Linked DNA regions of Homo sapiens: region 2 is linked to region 1. Evidence: read pairs that join two places in POLR2A ChIA-PET (ENCODE). Cell type or tissue: A673. All regions are shown on one strand. Links, peaks and the distances in the headings refer to the core of each region. The heading gives the core; the rest is flanking DNA.

Region 1 (9,827 bases), core at 1,049-9,048:
CTACAGTCATGTGCTACCACATCTAGCTAATTTTTTGTTTTTGTTTTTTGTAGAGACAGAGTCTTGCTATGTTGTCCAGGCTGGCCCCTGAACTCTTGGCCCCAAGTGATCCTCCTGCCTTGGCCTCCCAAAGTGCTGGGATTACAGGCCTGAGCCACTACACCCAGCCCTCCCTCTTTATAGCAAGGCTTGCTGGGCACCTTCTCTAGGGCTACTTGGCTATAGATGATGAATGCCTATGTGCATGAAGCCCTTCTGATCTGGGTCTAGGGAACAGGGAGACCTCCTATTACATCATGAGACCACAGTATACCTATATGATGCACCAGGCTCCAGTAAACAGGCTCCAGTAAACAGGTTCATGCCTGGTGATTTCTGTTGCATTTCTAAGCAACTGGATCAGAGAGGAAGAAGATGGCAAGAGCTGGCCACCCAGAGTTCAGGAGCCATGTTTAGCTCCCAACCCAACCCTGTCCCATGCATTCCCCCATCCCTTGCCCTGTGTCCTGCTCACCAGCCGGGCAGCAATATTCCTCCCAGCTGAGGCCAGGACACGAAGTAGTTTCATGGCAGTAGCACAGGGTACTTTGTATAGACTAGGGGTAGGCCCTGCCCCCACAGGAGACCAACTGGTGGGCAAGAACTCTCGAACTATAGTCTCTATCAGCCGAGGGCACTCCAGGACCTATGGGAGACAGGAGGTAAAAGGGAGGAAGGGAGGCTGTGGGTCAAGACAAGGCCCAGCTAGGCTTTTTGCCCATTCCCTGCTCCCTTTTTTCTCACCCTTGTGGCTGATTCCAGGGAATGCCGGGCCAGGCGGATGAGCACAGCCAGGATGTCAAGGACCACCGCAGGTCCTGGGTATGTCACCTCCAGCACGTAGCGCAGCCGAGGCAGCAGGCTGGTAGCCAGGAGCCCCTGGGAGTTGGAGAGAGAAACCCACTGACAAATGCAGCTGGACCCTGGGCATTGATGGCCCCTCTTTCCAGCATGTGCTTGTCCCCTGGGCCATGGGATGGGAAAGAAGCTGTCCCTTTACCTTGATGACATCATGTCGGGCCAGGTCAGGTGGAGGCCGGCTTTCTTCTTCAGGGCTTTTCCTTTTTGCTTTTCCTGCTGGGCATTCTTCATCCTCGTCCTCATCCTCCTTGTCCTCCTGGCTGGGCATCAGAGGGAACGTCAAAGCTCCATGGTACCAAGAGAAGGTGCTGTCGAGGAGCTCCTGCCAGAGGAACGGGAGTTGGGGGGCAATGCTGAAGGGGCCAGGAAATGGATCCAGGAGTAGAGAGGATGCTCCCCAATAAAAACCATAAAGGCAAGCCTCCTGGGCTTTAGGGACTTTAGGAGATGAGGGAGACGCCTGCCATCCCATTCTACATCTTGCCCGCAAAGCCTTAGCAATGGGGCCATGCCCAGGAACAGGAATATGGACCCTGGCACCTCCCAGCCCAAGCCCCATTCCTATCCCTGTGGTACCTCATCTCCAGGAGCCACCAGCAGAGCCCGAAGAGCACGGATGGCGGTTGCAATGACCCCATCCACTCTGTCATCCAAGGAGAAGCGCAGTAGGAAGAGGAAACCAGCATCCAAAAGGAGGCTTAAGACACTGCCTGCTAGCCGGTCCCCAAACTCACCAGCCTGGGCCTGAGGGCAGGAGGGTAAAACCTTGCTGAAGATGCTGAAGTTATCTAGAGGCTTTGCCCTAATCCTTCGTTTGCCCCCCTATGATCCTAGGTTGTTAAAAGCACATAGCTGGCTAGTGAGCCAGAGTGAAAAGGGCAGGAGATGGGGAAGTCTGAGGCTGTGGGGTGAAGGGAAGGGTGGGCAGGACCAGGCTGGCAATCCACTCACCCTGCTGATGACCTGGGCTAACACATGCAGTGCCAGTGCTCTCTGCTGGGAAACCTGGCTGCGGGTCAGGTGGAACAGCTCCTGTAGGGAATACCCCGCTCTCTGGGGCAGGGACAAGAAGTCAGAAGCAGCCAGGATACAGCACAGTGCCCCCAAAACACCAAGCAAGGTATCACAGGAAAGACAAAGATAAATAAGTGAAATCTGCCCTGCTTTCCATGGAGCCTCAAGCCGGTAAAGATAAGACTTGCATACAAGTAACCATGCCATGAGGCAGATGCAGAGGAACGTGATAACTGATGTTTAATTTGCGACCGGCGGACAGGAGAGAGAGAGAAGGGAACCTGGAAAATTAAATTGGTCTCAGTGGATGGGTAGAGCTTTGATGGCCTGACATGGAGCAAAAGGCAAAGGCATTTCCTGGAGCGAGTGGAGTCCTGGAGGGCCCTGAGCACAGGAGGTATGTGGGGAGAAGCCAGCAGAGTGGTGTAGCAGGAAGTGAAGGAGGCAGAGCAGCAGGGTCAGCAGGGACAAAAGGTAGAAGGAATATCTTGCCCAGCTGAGACCAGAACCTTATTTTGTGAGCAGAGGGAAGCTGGGAAACTTCTGGAGGCAAGGCATGGCCTGAGCTGGGCCAGAAGAAATCAGCACAGCAGCCCCGAGAGACATGGAATGGCAGGGGGGCGGAGAATGGAGGGCATGGAGAGTGAGCAGACCAAGGAAGCAAGGCCACAGTGCAGGAGGCATCATGAGGAGGTGACAGAAGATCGGCAAATTCTAGCAACTGACCAGAATACGGAGAGAGGATCAAGATTTTGAGCCTAAGAAACTGAATGCCACGCCTGTAATCCCAGCACTTTGGGAGGCCGAGGCAGGCGGATCACAAGCTCAGGAGATCAAGACCATCCTGGCTAACATGGTGAAACCCCGTCTCTACTAAAAATACAAAAATTAGCTGGACGTGGTGGCATGCGCCTGTAATCCCAGCTAGTCAGGAGGCTGAGGCAGGAGAATGGCTTGAACCCAGGAGGTGGAGGCTGCAGTGAGCCAAGATCATACCACTGCACTCCAGCCTGGGCCAGAGCGAGATTCTGTCTCCAAAAAAAGAAACTGAATGCACAGCAAAGGCATGAACTAGAACAGGGCACACAGAAGGTCAAAGGCAGTTGACCAGAGATCCTTTTCCATGGGGTTGTTAAAAGAGCTGCCCCATCCTCTCCAGTCCCATGCCTCACCTCTGCCTCCTCTCCATGGTGGTGCAGACCCAGGTGGGTGGGCAGGTCCACGTCAGGGGCCAGTAGTTCTCCCTGAAGACTGAATCGAGCCTGCATCCTCTAATGGGAAGAGAAAGAGGACTGTGGTCTGGGGGCTCCAGCAACCTTCCCACACCCACTCCCCACCTTTAATCCCAGGCCTTTCAGGACTTAGGTACTGACTCTACTTCTACCAGAAATGGGGCTTATCTGGCCTTGGGGGCCAGGCAGAGTGATGGTAAAGGTGGGTGAGAGCAAAGGAGAGATGCTTCTCAGGCTCTGGGCAATAGAAAGGCCTGAGTTCTGAGGGCAAGAGCAGCAGCTCCTCTCCTGCCCTATCTCACCCACCCCTTGTAGGCCAGGTGGCCCTCCTCACCTCCTGTGTCTGCTGCCGCCGGACAGGGGGCAAGTCCTGGGTCCAGTGGAGCTTCTCCAGCTCGACAGTGTCCATGTGCAGCCATTCTTTCTGAGGGGTCACGGGCAATGCCAGAGCTGGGGAGACAAAGCATGATAGTATTACCCAAACGGCTCAGCTCACTATCCACAGGGGTCCCCACCATCACCCAGCAGCTGCCACATCCACTTCTGTTCCAGGATCTGCCAGCTTCTACCCTCGGTTATGGCTAAATGGCATGGCCCAGGGACTGGAACTCCTGGGGCTGGGGTGAAAGTCTCAAATATGACAGACACACTCCATCCTGGGCTCCAGCCCCTTGCTGACCCCAAGGATTTGTTGGGAGGGGAGAGAGGAGGAGAAGGAGAAGGAAGAAAGAGAAAGAAAGGAGAAAAAGATGAAGAAGGAGGACCACATATGTCAGGAAGGCACCATCTCCACTTTCCAGTACCAGCCCTTAAAGGAGTAGGAGAGTGGGGACAATGAGGAGGAGGCAACTATACTGCTCCTGGGGGGCAGGATACAGAAACAAATCCCACAGCATTTTCCTCCTTCACGCCTACCCCCACCCAACCTGCTCAGCTGGCCTGGAGCTCCTCCGGGGGCATGAGGTTCCTGGCTCTCATAATTCAATTTCTTATTTTGTTAATCACTAATGAAATAATCTAGTTTCTGGGAAATGAGTGCTTCCACTGGCCTCTCTGCTTCTGGTCTGGCATGTTCATAAGATCTTTGTCAGATTCTGCCTCTCTTATTACTCTGGCCCTGCCATCTTTCCCCCAGCACTGTGAGCAGAGAGAGAAAGAACAGTGGGATGGACAGAGCCAGAGCTGGGGCAGCTACAGCAAGGACAGGAAGATAGTCTGCCGGGAGCGGGTGGAGTGGGATTCAGCCATCACGCATTGCTGCCTCTTAAAAGGGAAGGCGGAGAAGGGGCAGTAACAGGACAAGAAAACAGGAAGCATGTGCAGGAAGAAGACATGCATCAGCAATGAAGACTGACTTGAAGCCAATAATGAGGATTAATGTTAGATGTCCAAAAGCACAGAAGCTTCTCTCTTCTCTCATTTGCCAGGCCTAGGAAAAGGGACAATTTCCCCTACTTTTATCCACCAAAATATGACCCCCGCCTCCTGCAAACCTGGGGCTTCTGGCTCCAGCTTGTCTCTCTTCCTGGGCTCACTGGCAAAAGCTGACATGAGGGGTTCCTCCTTGGTGACATTAGCAGAGGGTCCTCCTGGCCTCTGCTCCTCAGAGGCTGTCTCTCCTGTTTGCTCTTGCGTGTGGCTGTGAGATCTCAAGAAAGCAACCAAGCTGGGGTCTAGAGGCGAAGGTAGAGGGGAGAGTGAGTGAGGGTAGATCCTCCCTGGCCTCCTACAGACCTGGAACCCGCTGAATATCGCCTGTCTGTGGGTGCCAAGGACAGGACAAGCTGCTTCCGAGCCTGGGCCTGAGCCTTCTGGGTGCTCCTGTGGCCCATCAATGACCCAGCCTTCTCACACCTGTGGGGTCACTAGGCCCACCTGCCCACCTGCCCACCTTTCCCTCTATCCCTCACAGTCCACTGGCCCAGGTTCCTATGCCTATCCCTTTGGTTTCAGGTCACAGTTCCAATGTAAGTGGCTGTAGAATGAATAAGTTAATGTTGACTAGGGCCAAAAAGAAGGCATTTACAGAAAGAATTTCCTTCTCTTAGCTAATTTATTTATGCACACACACATATATATATATATATATATATATATATTTTTTTTTTTTTTTTTTTTTTTTTTTTTTTGAGACGGAATCTCGCTGTGTCGCCCGGGCTGGAGTGCAGTGGTGCAATCTCAACTTACTGCAACCTCCATCTCCCAGGTTCAAGGGATTCTCCTGCCTCAGCCTCCTGAGTAGCTGGGATTAAAAGTGCCTGCCACCACGCCTGGCTAATTTTTGTATTTTTACTAGAGACGGGGTTTTACCATGTTGCTCAGGCTGTAAATATATATTTTTAAAGAGATAGGGTCTTGCTCTGTTACCCATGCTGGAGTGCAGTGGCACAATCGTAGCTCACCACAGCCTCAAACTCCTGGGCTCAAGCAATCCTCCCGCCTCAGCCTCCCAAGTAACTGGGACTACCGGCATGCACCACCATATCTGGCTAATTTTTTTTTTTTTTTTTGAGACAGAGTCTCACTCTGTCGCCCAGGCTGGAGTGCCATGGCACGATCTCGGCTCACTGCAAGGTCCGCCTCCCGGGTTCAAGTGATTTTCTTGCCTCAGCCTCCCGAGTAGCTGGGACTACAGGCGTGTGCCACCACGCCCAGCTAATTTTTGTATTTTTAGTAGAGACAGGGTTTCACCGTGTTGGCCAGGATGGTCTCAATGTCTTGATCTTGTGATCCGCCCACCTCAGCCTCCCAAAGTGCTGGGATTACAGGCGTGAGCCTCCACACCTGGCTGTAATTTTTTATATCTTTATTTTTTGTAGAGATGGGGTCTCATGATGTTCCTCAAGCTGGTCGTAAACTCTTGGCCTCAAGCAATCCTCTCACCTCAACCTCCCAAAGTGCTGGAATTACAGGGCAAGGCACCATACTGAGCCCTAACACGTATTATACTCTATAGAGGTGCTAGTATACAGTGGGTAACAAGATTGACTGAGTGCCTGGCATTTTGGTGAACAGACACTAGGGGTGAGGCATAGCATAGAACAGTATCACAGAGTAGAAGAGACTATACATATACTAGAGTATAGCTATAATAAAGCATAGTGTATACTATACCAGGGTAGTACAGTTATACATAGCACAGTGGTTAAAAAGTAGGGCCTCGGCTGGGCACGGTGACCATCTCAAAAAAAAAATCGCAGCACTTCAGCAGGCCGAGGCAGATGGGTCGCTGGAGGTCAGGAGTTCAAGACCAGCCTGGCCAACATGGTGAAACCCATCTCTACTAAAAATACAAAAAAATTAGCTGGGTGTGGTGGTGCACATCTGTAATCCCAGCTACTCAGGAGGCTGAGGCAGGAAAATCGCTTGAACTAGGGAGGTACAGGTTGCAGTGAGCTGAGATCGTGTCACTGTACTCCACCCAGGACAACAGAGCGAGACTCCGTCTCAAAAAAAAAAAAAAAAAAAAAAAAAGCAGGGCATATGAGACCAGGTAGATCTGGGTTTAAATCCTGTGTCCTGTGCTTCTTATAAGGTGTGTGACCTGGGTAGAATTTCTTTTAAATTTTAGGCCTCAGTTTCTTTCATAAGTAAAATAGGGTTAATACCACCTACCTCACAGGACAAGTTTAAGGACAGAACTGAATAATGCATTAAAGGTCAGGCACGGTGGCTCATGCCTGTAATCCCAGCACTTTGGGAGGCTGAGGTCGGTGGATCACTTGATGCCAGGAGTTCGAAACTAGCCTGGCCAACATGGTGAGACCCCATCTCTACTGAAAATAAAAAAAATTAGCCAAGCATGGTGGTACACACCTCTAATTCCAGCTGCTGAAAAGGCTGAGGCACAAGAATCACTTGAACCTGGGAGGCAGAGGTTGCAGTGAGCCGAGATCGTGCCATTCCACTCCAGCCTGGGTGACAGAGGGAGACTCTGAAAACAAAAAACAAAAAACAAAAACCAACCTGTGCAATATAGTGAGACCTCATCTCTACAAAAACCTTAAAAGAAATTCGCTGGGGGCCAGGCACGGTGGCTCACACCTGTAATCCCAGCACTTTGGGAGGCACTTTGATCCACCTGAGGTCAAGAGTTCGAAACCAGCCTGGCCAATACAGGGAAACCCCGTCTCTACTAAAAATACAAAAAATAAAAAAATTAGCCAGGCATGGTGGCAGGCGCCTGTAATCCCAGCTACTTTGGAGGCTGAGACAGGAGAATTGCTTGAACCTGGGAGGCAGAGGTTGCAGTGAGCAGAGATTGCGCCATTGCACTCCAGCCTGGGCAACAAGAGGAAAAATCCGTCTTAAAAAAAAAAAAAAACCTAGGCGCAGTGGCTCCAGCACTTTGGGAGGCCAAGGCCAGTGGATCACCTGAGGTCAGGAGTTCGACACCAGCCTGGCCAACATGGTGAAACTCCGTCTCTACTAAAAATACAAAAATTAGTTGGGTATGGTGGTGGGCACCTGTAATCCCAGATACTCAGGAGGCTGAGGCAGGAGAATCATTTGAACCCAGGAGGCGGAGGTTGCAGTGAGCCTACGTCGCGCCATTGCACTCTAACCTGGGCAACAAGACCGAAACTCCATCTCAAAAAAAAAAAAAGGCCGGGCATGGTGGCTCATGCTTGTAATCCTAGCACTTTGGGAGGCCGAGGAGGGCAGATCACCTGAGGTTGGGAGTTCGAGACCAGCCTGACCAACATGGAGAAACCCTACCTCTACTAAAAATAAAAAAATTAGCTGGGCGTGGTGGCAGATGCGTGTAATTCCAGCTACTCGAGAGACTGAGGTAGGAGAATCTCTTGAACCCGGGAGGCGGAGGTTGTGGTGAGCCGAGATTGTGCTATTGCATTCCAGCCTAGGCAACAAGAGTGAAACTCTGTCCCCCCAAAAAAAAAAAAAAATTAGCTGAGTGTGGTGGTGTGTGCCTATAATCCCAGCTACACAGGAGGCTGAAGTGGGAGGATTGCTTGAGCCGTGAAGGTGGAGGTTGCAGTGAGCCGAGATCGTGCCACTGCATTCCAGCCTGGGTGACAGAGCAAGACCATCTCAAAAAAAAAAAAAAAAAAAAAAAAAGCATTAAAGTACTCAGCACAGTGCCCGGAACTCACAGTAAGCCTAGCTCAATAAGTGGTATTCCTCTCCTAGCCTGGTCTCAGCAGGAAAGCCAGGCACCCATACCAAGCTGGGCCAGCAACCGCTGCTGTTCCTGCAGGATCTCCTCAGGAGCCATGGCCTGCAGTCTTGCTATGTTCTCTTCATGGATAGTCTGGGCTTCCTGCTCAGCTTCTTGATCCCTGAGCCCCTTCCCTGTGACCAGATTGGGTCCCTGAAAGCTGTGGCTGCTCCCAGGAAGCTGGCAGCCCTGGTTCCTAGGAGTGGGTGTCTCACAGGTCACGGCACCTGGAAGAAAGGTATGATCACATTCATTGCTCTGTCCTCCAGGGCTCTAACTGGGCTTTTTGGCCTTCTTCTATAAGGCTATTAGCCCTGGAGACAGGTATAGACCCAAACTTTCCTCAGAGTGGAGACCCCACTGGGTCTGGCACAGGGACTCCAGGTGGCTTCTCCACTCACTGCTTCCCTAGTACTTATATGAAAAGGTTTTCCTCAGAAACATCCTAATTTCTGACTCCTCTTAGATATCTAGGCAGGCATCTATAGCCAGGGGCCTGCTCCCAGCTGTTAAGCTAATAATTTGCATCATTAAAGGGATCTTGGCCAACACATTTATTTTACAGTCTCTGCCAGACACTTCTGCCCTATTCCCTTTCTCTTAGGACTGCATAATGGCCTGCCCCACTCCCAGCACCTGAGACCCAGATATGGACCCAAGCCTCCCATACCTAGTATTCTCAGACTACTTGAGATGGCTCAAATGCACCTCTCATTTGAGGCAGGAAGACATATCTTCAAAAATGACCCTATGATTGTGTCTTTTAAAAAGGCCAAGCCCAATCCTCTTCAACCCCGGCTCACCCTCTGGTGGGCCCACGTTGGGCACAACTTCCCCAACTGATGGGCCCTTGGCTTCAGCTATCCTCCTTGCCGCAATTTCCTGGGCAAAGATGCTTCTCTTACCAGATGTTGCTGATTTCCCCTGTGGGGCAAAAAGAAAACCCAGGTTACTGATGCTCATCATCCCACTTTCCTCTCAACCTCTTTATATCAAGGCCTCTGGAACAAAGAGATAAAAGGGGATTTGCTCAATTTCCAGGGATCACAACCCTAGTTCTCAGAAAAAGGAGAGGTCTATAAGAGTAAAGGTCTTAGACTCTGACAGACTTGGGTTGAAGTTCTGGCTCTTCTACCTATTAGATGTGTGGTGTTGGACAAGTTATTTATCTCTTTGGGGTCTCAGTTTCCTCATATGAAAAATGGGAATAAGGACTCCTCATCCCCAAGGTATCATCATGATACCTGCCTTATATGTTTGTTATGAAGATTAAAAGAAGTAATGGGTATGAAGTGCTTAGTATGATCCTGCTTTGTAAATTAAATTGCTTATCATCATTAAAACTACCTGCCTGGAGAAGATGCACTATGAGACTCACCTGTCTGTCTCCTGAGCACCACCTAAGCTTACCCTTGCCTACCTGTGTGTCCCGCGAGCGAAGGAACACAGCAGGGAAAGCAACACCACTGGGCACAGGCAGATTCACGGCCACTGAACTTGTA
Region 2 (9,827 bases), core at 794-8,793, 95 kb before region 1:
ATTTTTAGTAGAGACGTGGTTTCACCATGCTGGCCAGGATGGTGTTGAACTCCTGACCTTGTGATCCGCCCACCTCGGCCTTCCAAAATGCTGGGATTACAGGCATGAGCCACTGTGCCTGGCCATACTATTGTTAATATGGTATTTAATGTAGTAGAAGAGGGATTGTACTTATCAGATGCAGTTGTTTGTTGATGAAGGAGAGCTGTTTGTTAGGTTTTCTTTTTTTTTTTTTTTGAGATGGAGTCTTGCTCTGTCACTCAGTCTGGATGGAGTGCAGTGGCACAATCTCGGCCCACTGCAAGTTCCGCCTCCCGGGTTCACGCCATTCTCCCACCTCAGCCTCCGGAGTACCTGGGACTACAGGCGCTCGCCACCACGCCTGGCTAATTTTTTGTATTTTTAGTAGAGACAGGGTTTCACTGTGTTAGCCAGGTTGGTCTTGATCTCCTGACCTCGTGATCCACCCACCTCAGCCTCCCAAAGTGCTGGGATTACAGGCGTGAGCCACTGCGCCCGGCCTAGGTTTTCAGTATGTAGAGCGGAACCTCCTTAACAGGAAGGCAGTACTAATGTCTTAACACTTCAGTTACAGTAACTTTTAACAGATGTCTACTATGGTTTGATTGATAGCAAATCCAAATTTCTCTTATAACGAATTGGTATTAAAACAGGCATACTAGGCTGGGCATGGTGGCTCACACCTGTAATCCCAGCACTTTGGGAGGCCAAGGCGGCGGCTCACCTGAGATCAGGAGTTCAAGACCAGCCTGGCTAATGTGGTGAAACCCTACTTCTACTAAAAATACAAAAAATTAGCCAGGTGTTGTGGTGCACACCTGTAATCCCAGCTACTTGGGAGGCTGAGGCAGGAGAATTGCTTGAACCAGGAGGCCGAGGTTGTAGTGAGCCGGGATCGCACCATTGCACTCCAGCTTGGGCAACAAGAGTGAAACTCCGTCTCACAAAAAAAAGAAAAACAAACAGGCATACTGAGGTCGGCTGCGGTGGCTCACACCTGTAATCCCAACACTTTGGGAGGCTGAGGTGGGCAGATCATCAGGAGTTCGAGACCATCCTGGCCAACATGGTGAAAACCTGTCTCTACTAAAAATACAAAACTATTAGCTGGGTGTGGTGGCGTGCACCTATAGTCCCAGCTACTTGGGAGGCTGAGGCAGGAGAATCACTTGAACCAGGGAGGCGGAGGTTGCTGTGAGCCGAGATCACTCCACTATACTCCAGCCTGGGAGACATAGTGAGAGTCCATCTCAAAAAAAATAAATAAATAAAAATATAAAACTGGCATAATAATGCATTTGTGAAACTGAAGGGGTCAGAGAAGAGATTACTTACCAGAAGTCTTTTTTGCCTTTTTGAGACAGAGTCTCACTCTGTTGCCCAGGCTGGAGTGCACTGGCATGATCTTTGCTCACCGCAACCCCCACCTCCCAGACTCAAGTGATTCTCCCACCTCAGCCTCCTGAGCAGCTAGGACTACAGGCGTGCGCCACCATGCCCAGCTGATTTTTGTATTTTTAGCAAAGATCAGGTTTCACCATGTTGGCCAGGCACACCTCAAGTGATATACCTGCCTCAGCCTCCCAAAGTAGTGGTATTACAAACGTGAGCCACTGCACCCAGCCCAGAAGTCTTTAAAGCTTATAAATTTACATTAAAGTAATATGGGAAAAAAGGTAATGGTAAAGACCATAAACGTATTACTATATAACCCAGCAATCCCAGTCCTAGGTATTTACTCAAAGTGAAGTAAAAACTAATGTTTACATAGAAGACTATACATGAACATACAATTACCCCCAAATGGTAACAACTCAGATGTTTTATTGTTGTTGTTTGCTACCACACTTTTTTTTTTTTTTTTTTTTTGATGGAGTTTTGCTCTTTTTGCCCAGGCTGGAGTGCAATGGTGCTATTTCAGTTCACTGCAACCTCTGCCTCCCAGGTTCAAGCAATTCTTCTGCCTCAGCCTCCCGAGTAGCTAGGATTACAGGCATGCACCACCACGCACAGCTAATTTTTTATTTTTAGTAGAGATGCGGTTTCTCCATGTTGGTCAGGCTGGTCTCGAACTCCCAACCTCAGGTGATCCGCCACCTTGGCCTCCCCAAAGTGCTGGAATTACAGGCGTGAGCCACCACGCCTGGCCTTTTTTTTTTTTTTTTTTAAGTAAAGATGAGGTCATGCTATGTTGCCAAGCTGGTCTCAAACTTTTGGGCTCAAGCGGTCCTCCCACCTTGGCTTCCCAAAGTGCTGGGATTATAGGCGTGAACCACTGCACCTAGCACAAATGTTTTTCAGCTGGTAAATGGTTCAACAAACTGATACATTCATACAGTGGAATACTACTTAGCAAAAATAGAGACAAACTATAGTAATGATACATGCTGTAATGTGAATGAATCTCAAATGCACTGTGCTGAATGAAAGAAGCCAAACTCAAAAGGCTAAGATACTATATGATTCCATCTATATGATGTTCTATAGGGACAGAAAACAGGTCTCTGGTTGCCAGGGAATGGGAGAAGGGATGTATAAAGATGAGAGAATTGAGGGATGATGGAACTGTAGAGTGTAGATGATGGGATATGGAGTGGAACCTCCTTAGCAGGAAGGCAGTACTAATGTCTTTTTTTTTTTTTTTCTTTTTGAGATGGAGTCTTGCACTGTCACCCGGGCTGGAGTGCAGTGATGCGATCTCTGCTCACTGCAACCTCTGCCTGCCAGGTTGAAGCAGTTCTCCTGCCTCAGCCTCCCGAGTAGCTGGGATTACAGGCGCACATCACCATGCCCGGCTAATTTTTTGTATTTTTAGTAGAGACGGAGTTTCACTATGTTGGCCAGGATGGTCTCGAACTCCTGACCTCGTGATCTGCCCGCCTTGGCCTCCCAAAGTTCTGGGATTACAGGCGTGAGCCACCGCGCCTGGCCAGCAGTACTAATGTCTTACTTTAGTTACAGTAACTCTTTTTTTTTTTTTTTTGAGATGGAGTCTCGCTCTGTCGCCCATGCTGGAGTGCAGTGGCGTGATCTCAGCTCACTGCAACCTCTGCCTCCTGGGTTCAAGCGATTCTCCTGCCTGTAGCCTCCTGCCTACAGTAACTTTTAGCAGATGTCTGCTGTGTTTTGATTAATAGCAAATCCAAATCTTTGTTATAATCAATTGGTATCAAAACAGGAGTACTAGTGTATTTGTGAACCTGAAGGAGTCAGAGATGAGATTAGATCTTCTCTGTATCAGAGAAGATAAAGATCTTGACTGTGGTCGTGGTTTAAAGTATTTGTCAAACTCATAGAACTATATGTGTTAGTATATTAGAAAAGTATATTAGAAAGGATAAAATATATATAAATTATACCTCAAGTTTGGGTTTTTTGTTTTGTTTTTTTTTTTATAGAGACTGGGTCTCTACAAGCAAGCCTCCTACCTTGGCCTCCCAAAGTGTTGGGATTACAGGTGTAGACCACCGTGCCCAGTTTACCTCAGGTTTTAAAACGACTGTAAACACACAAGTGTTGATATAATTTGCATTTGGTCCATAGAGTTAACATTTTGGTATGAAAAAGCAGAGTATGATTTCAGTCTTTCAGGAAGTTGGTATGTTAACTCTGTCTAGTGAAATGACAAGAGTTAACATTTTATGAGTGTTTATCAACAAGAGAGTCAGTTGTTTAATCTGAGAAGGTCATTTCTCATTTTAGCCAAGGAGGGAGGATATACTCCTAAAATAGAGACTGGAAGAATAAAACAGATACTTTGTAGCAGTCTATTATTTTACAGTCTGTCTTGGCACTTGATCCATAATTGTATAGCACCATCATCGTTAAGGAATATTACTACTAGTGTTTATTAGCTGTATCTTCTCTCTTTTGGCAGAAGGGAAAAATGTTTCAGACTAGTAAGCCATGACTCAGTTAGGAGCCAGGATTCTGTCTGCCGAGGTTTGAATCCTGGCTCTATCATGTACCAGCTGTGTTACTAGGTAAGTTACACAGCTTGGGTAAGTTACTTAAACTCCTTAGTTTCTTGGCCTGGTGTGGTGGTTCACACCTGTAATCCCAGCACTTTGGGAGGCCAAGGCGAGTGAATCACCTGAGGTCAGTAGTTCAAGACCAGCCTGGGCAGCATGACAAAACCCCATTTCTACTAAAAGTACAAAAATTAGCCAGGCATGGCTGGGTGCAGTGGCTCACGCCTGTAATCCTAGCACTCTGGGAGGCCAAAGCAGGCGGATCACGAGGTCAGGAGATTGAGACCATCCTGGCTAACACAGTGAAATCCCGTCTCTACTAAAAAAAAAAAAAAAAAAAAAAATTAGCTGGGCTTGGCTGGCACCGGTAGTCCCAGCTACTCAGGAGGCTGAGGCAGGAGAATGGTGTGAACCCGGGAGGCCGATCTTGCAGTGAGCCAAGATTGTGCCACTGCACTCTAGCCTGGGTGACAGAGCGAGACTCCGTCTCAAAAAAAAAAAAAAAAAAATTGCCAGGCGTGGTGGTGGGTGCCTGTAGTCCCAGCCACTTGGGAGGTTGAGGCAGTAGAATGGTATGAACCCGGGAGGCGGAGCTTGCAGTAAGCCGAGATCACACCACTGCACTCCAGCCTGGGCGACAGAGCAAGACTCTGTCTCAAAAAAAAAAAAAAAAAAAAATTAGCCAGGCATGGTGGCATTCTCCTGTAGTCCCATCTACTTGGGAGGCTGAGGCACGGCCATTGCTTGAATCTGGGAGGTGGAGGTTGCAGTCAGCCGAGATCGTGCCACTGCACTCTAGACTGGGCAACAGAGTGAGTCTCTGTCTCAAAAACAATAAGAGACCAGGCATGGTGGCTCACGCCTGTAATCCCAGCACTTTGGGAGGTCGAGTTGGGCGGATTACAAGGTCAGGAGATCGAGACCATCCTGGCCAACTTGGTGAAACCCCGTCTCTACTAAAATACAAAAAATTACCCAGGTGTGGTGGCACACCCCTGTAGTCCCAGCTACTCGGGAGGTTGACTCAGGAGAATCGCTTGAACCCGGGAGGCGGAGGTTGCAGTAAGCCGAGATCTCGCCACTGCACTCCAGCCTGGGCGACAGAGCAAGACTCCATCTTGAAACAAACAAACAATAAAAACCAAGAACAACAAAAAAATCTCTTTTCTTTCATTATCTTTAAATGGTAATGATATCAGTTGTTGTGAAGATTAAATATCAGATGTTTAGAAAAGTACCTTGCATTGGGCCGGGTGTGGGGGCTCACATCTGTAATCCCAGCACTTTGGGATGCCAAGGCGGGCGGATCACGAGGTCAGGAGATCGAGAGCATCCTGGCTAATGTGGTCAAACCCCCTCTCTACTAAAAATACAAAAAAAAAAAATTAGCCGGGCGTGGTGGTGGGCGCCTGACAGCTACTCGGGAGGCTGAGGCAGGAGAATGGTGTGAACCCGGGAGGCAGAGCTTGTAGTAAGCCGAGGTCGCACCACTGTACTCCAGCCTGGGTGACACAGCGAGACTCTGTCTCAAAAAAAAAGAAAAAAGAAAAGTATCTGGCATCTAGTGAGTACAGTATAATTGTGGACTGGTATTGGTATTAGCAGAAAGCAGAGCAAGTAACCTTTTGTTGCGTTTTTGAGTGACTGGACTGAGTTGAGGAGACTTCAAGTGAGAAGGGAACCATGTGACAGAGCAAATCTTGGTTGTAGTCATGGCTTACTTACTGGTACTTCCTTCTTACTGTCATTTCGCTTAAATGACCAGGACAAGGCAGAGGTGGTGAATTGGGAGAATAGGGCTTGTGAAATTAGGATTCTGGTGTAGTGGCCAGCACACTTACTGCTTGTTGTCACAGACTGGATTAAACACTGGACACTTTTTTTCTGGTTTAAGTATTCAAAATATAAAATGACCTCAGAAATTACAGTTTGTAAGCTTATTCAAAACTGCCCCACAAATGCCAATTTTACCATTAAAATACTAAACCGGATAAAACAGTGACTAGGTTACCTTTGTAAACATGTTTCTTACCAGTCCCAGAGAATCAGTGCTTCTGTTGTTTAGGGTAGAATCAGGAACAGTTTGGGGATAGCCTCCAGTTTGGTTCCATTTCCTGTCCAACTTCAGACATATATTATCCATTGAAAAGGTGGGGCAGATTTTCTAAACATTTCTTCAGCATCTTGGAATCCTAGCAGTCAGTCTGTTCATGCTGATAGAAGTCCCTGTGACAATGTCCTTTAGTTGAAAACACAAAAATATAAAAAAGATCTAGAGAGGGTGGGCATTTTATTATTCTTGGATATTCTTTCTCTGTTGAACAAAACTGATGTGCCTATTTTTGTCCCATTAGGAGCTCTTGTCCCTGGCAAAGCGAAAGCGCAGTGACTCTGAGGAGAAGGAGCCGCCTGTGAGTCAGCCTGCAGCCTCGTCAGACTCGGAGACGTCTGACAGTGACGATGAGGTGGGTGTGGAGGGCCTCGGCTTCTGGGACCATTAGATAGTTGAGGCTCCTCGCTTTGGTGGCTCCTGTTGGCCTCATTTCCTTAAATGGAGACTTACAGCCTAAGATCTACAAGAATTTATTGGGGAAAGAAAATGGTGTAAGGAAGGCCGGGCGCTGTGGCTCTCTCCTGTAATCCCAGCACTTTGGGAGGCTGAGGTGGGTGGATCACCTGAGGTCAGGAGTTCGAGACCAGCCTGGCCAACATGGTGAAACCCTGTCTCTACTAAAAATACAAAAATTAGCCAGGCGTGGTGGTGCACGCCTGTAATCCCAGCTACTAAGGAGGCTGAGGCAGGAGAATTGCTTGAACTCAGGAGGCAGAGGTTGCAGTGAGCCGGGATCGCCCCACTGCACTGCAGCCTGGGTGACAAAGCAAGACTCTGTCTCAAAAAAAAAAAGAAAATGGTGTAATGAAAGCTATTGAATGTCATGTTCATTGTACTGCTAGTTACCTAGTGGGTCCCTCTGCAGGACATGCGTAGTCATTCTGTAGCTTTTTTTTTTTTTTTCAGCCTTATTGCAGAAGTGGTACAGTCAGTAATCCTATTTTTTCTTTTATTTTCTTTTTTTTTTTTTCAAGACAGAGTCTCACTCTGTCACCAGGCTGGAGTGCAGTGGTGTGATCTTGGCTCACTGCAACTTCCGCCTTCCAGGTTCACGCCATTCTCCTGCCTCAGCCTACTGACTAGCTGGGACTACAGGCACCCGCCACCAGGCCTGGCTAATTTTTTTTTTTATTTTTAGTAGAGACGGGGTTTCACTGTGTTAGCCAGGGTGGTCTCAATCTCCTGACCTCGTGATCCACCCACCTTGGCCTCCCAAAGTGCTGGGATTACAGGTGTGAGCCACTGCGCCCGGACTCTCTTTTTTCTTTTTGAGTCATCTTTTTAATCTCACTTTCAAGTTAGAAAATAAATTCTATCAAGGATGCTGTAGTTTAATGGGAAATACTTTAGTGAGAAAAGAAACTTTGGGAAGATTGATTCAACATCCCTCCGAGTGATGGTGTTAACTTCAAAGGAGGAAAATCCAACTGTTCATTGTCTAGACCAAGGTCACTTTCCCAAATTACCTACCAACAATGGCAGGCCCTAAAAGATCCAAAACCTTAATGGAAGACAGGGATGAGGGGAAAGATATTTGAAACACTTCTACATGTTTCTCATTTGATTTATTTATTTTATTTTATTTTTTTGAGATGGAGTCTCACTCTTATCGCCCAGGCCAGAGTGCAACGGCACGATCTCGGCTCACTGCAACCTCTGCCTCTCGGGTTCAAGCGATTCTCCTGCCTCAGCCTCCCAAGTAGCTGGAACTACAAGCACGCACCACAGTGCCCGGCTGATTTTTGTATTTTTAGTGGAGACAGGGTTTTGCCACGTTCGCCAGGCTGGTCTCAAACTTCCGACCTCAGATGATCCACCTGCCTTGGCCTCCCAAACTGCTGAGATTACAGGCATGAGCCATTGCACCCAGCCTTTCATTTGATTTAAAGTATTTTCTTCCCCTTAGTAATTACTTGCAGAGAAGCCGGATATCACCTTTCAGTGTAATTTCTTACCCTACAGCCTAGGAAAATATTTGTTAACAGTAAAGTAAAAAATGTTTATTTAATATAATGAAATTTAATTAGCAGCTGAATAGTATTTACCGGTGCCCTGCATGTGCATATTGGAGTGATTGCCTTCTGATCAACTGTAGTGATAATTTCTTTCTTTTTTTTTTTTTTTTTCTTGAGACTGCGTCTCACTCTGTCACCCAGGCTACAGTGCAGCGGCGCAATCTCGGCTCACTGCAACCTCTGCCTTCCGGGTTTAAGAGATTCTCCTGCCTCAGCCTCCTGAGTAGCTGGGACTACAGGTGCGTGCCACCACACCTGGCTAATTTTTTATTTTTAGTAGAGATGGGGTTTCACCATGTTGGCCAGGCTGGTCTCAAACTCCTAACCTCAGGTGACCCGCCCCCTTGGCCTCCCAAAGTGCTGGGATTATAGGCGTGAGCCACCGCGCCTGGCCTCTTTTTTTTTTTTTTTTTTGAGACAGAGTCTCGCTCTGTTGCCAGGCTGGAGTGCAGTGGTGCGATCTCAGCTCACTGCAACCTCTGCCTCCTGGGTTCAAGCAATTTTCCTGTCTCAACCTCCCAAGTAGCTGGGACTGCAGGCGCATGTCACCACACCCAGCTAATTTTTTGTATTTTTGGTAGAGTCGGGGTTTCACCACGTTAGCCAAGATGGTCTCATTCTCCTGACCTCGTGATCTGCCCGCCTCGGCTTCCCAAAGTGCTGGGATTAGAGGCGTGAGCCCTGTGCCTGGCCAAAAGTTTATTCTTTTGTTTATTTTTAATGGATAAACTATAATTTCTCTCAAATTAACAAAAAATCAGTGGGGGGTCTATGAAATAATTTGCTTTTTCATTTTGTTTTCTGTTTTCTTTCTTTAAATGCCTAGACAATACAGAAAAACCTTGAAATAATTTTCTCTCCCACTAGTCCCCTCTTTTTTTTTTTTTTTTTTTTTGAGACGGAGTCTCACTCTGTCACCCAGGCTGGAGTGCAGTGGCGTGATCTCGGCTTACTGCAAGCTCCGCCTCCTGGGCTCACTCCATTCTTCTGCCTCAACCTCCCAAATAGCTGGGACTACAGGCGCCTGCCACCACTCCTGGCTAATTTTTTGTATTTTTAGTAGAGACGGGGTTTCACCATGTTAGCCAGGATGGTCTCTATCTCCTGACCTTGTGATCCGCCCGCCTCGGCCTCCCAAAGTGCTGGGATTACAGGCGTGAGCCACCATGTCTGGCCTCTCTCCCACTATTCTTATAGCTACTTTTATTTTTCATGTTTCAGAAGTCAGCTGCTGTGGTCCACCCTTGCCACTCAGTATTGTATTAAGTTTGAATATGTGTTATGCCTGGAATACCCTGTAATGTGTTTGTGGTCTCTGGTATTCCTTAAGATACAAGCAGTAAGTCTGCTTGGAACACATTCATTCTCCATATGTCTGTTGTTAAAAGTTAGGTCAGAGTCCTAACTTTTGCAGTTAGTACTGAGATTCCCTTCCTCCTTTTTTAGCCAAAGCATTAGAGGAGCCCACAACTTGTGTTAGAGGAGATCCACATCCATAAAATTCTTCATGGTTTAGGGTTCCCTTTGTTACTTGCAGCTGCTTAATGAAGTAAAAAACTGCTCATCTTAGAACACTACCCAATGATTTGTGCACGTATTGGAGAAAAAGCTGACAGCAAGCTCCACCCTGCCCAGCAAGAAATGAGCGTTTGAGTGACTTTTCCCCTACAGGATTCTTAGCTCCTGCTGCTGCCTTCAGATTCTAGT

The links. Peaks named below come from ENCODE experiments on the same cell type or tissue, not always from the same donor. Only the 100,000 strongest peaks of a DNase experiment are listed, where the experiment ranks them.
Region 2: POLR2A ChIA-PET joins it to region 1 with 5 read pairs; 4 of 35 experiments call an interaction of 5 or more read pairs at or near these places.

What each region holds. Positions count from the first base shown.
Region 1 is chr15:41,526,384-41,536,210 of GRCh38, forward strand. RPAP1 (RNA polymerase II associated protein 1) reads right to left here. Exons shown (of 25, transcript NM_015540.4): 4 at 9,746-9,827; 5 at 9,129-9,249; 6 at 8,331-8,552; 7 at 4,640-4,819; 8 at 3,481-3,596; 9 at 3,087-3,185; 10 at 1,852-1,953; 11 at 1,477-1,644; 12 at 1,040-1,222; 13 at 784-918; 14 at 515-685. Among named protein-coding and RNA genes, the nearest start is that of RPAP1, 13 kb to the right of the region's middle. In A673, for the core only: no CTCF peak of the experiment used is centred there; no DNase peak of the experiment used is centred there.
Region 2 is chr15:41,431,975-41,441,801 of GRCh38, forward strand. It overlaps RTF1 (RTF1 homolog, Paf1/RNA polymerase II complex component), which reads left to right. Exons shown (of 18, transcript NM_015138.5): 2 at 6,347-6,457. Among named protein-coding and RNA genes, the nearest start is that of RTF1, 20 kb to the left of the region's middle. RefSeq lists an enhancer at 1-301. In A673, for the core only: no CTCF peak of the experiment used is centred there; no DNase peak of the experiment used is centred there; H3K27ac peaks cover 1,023 bases.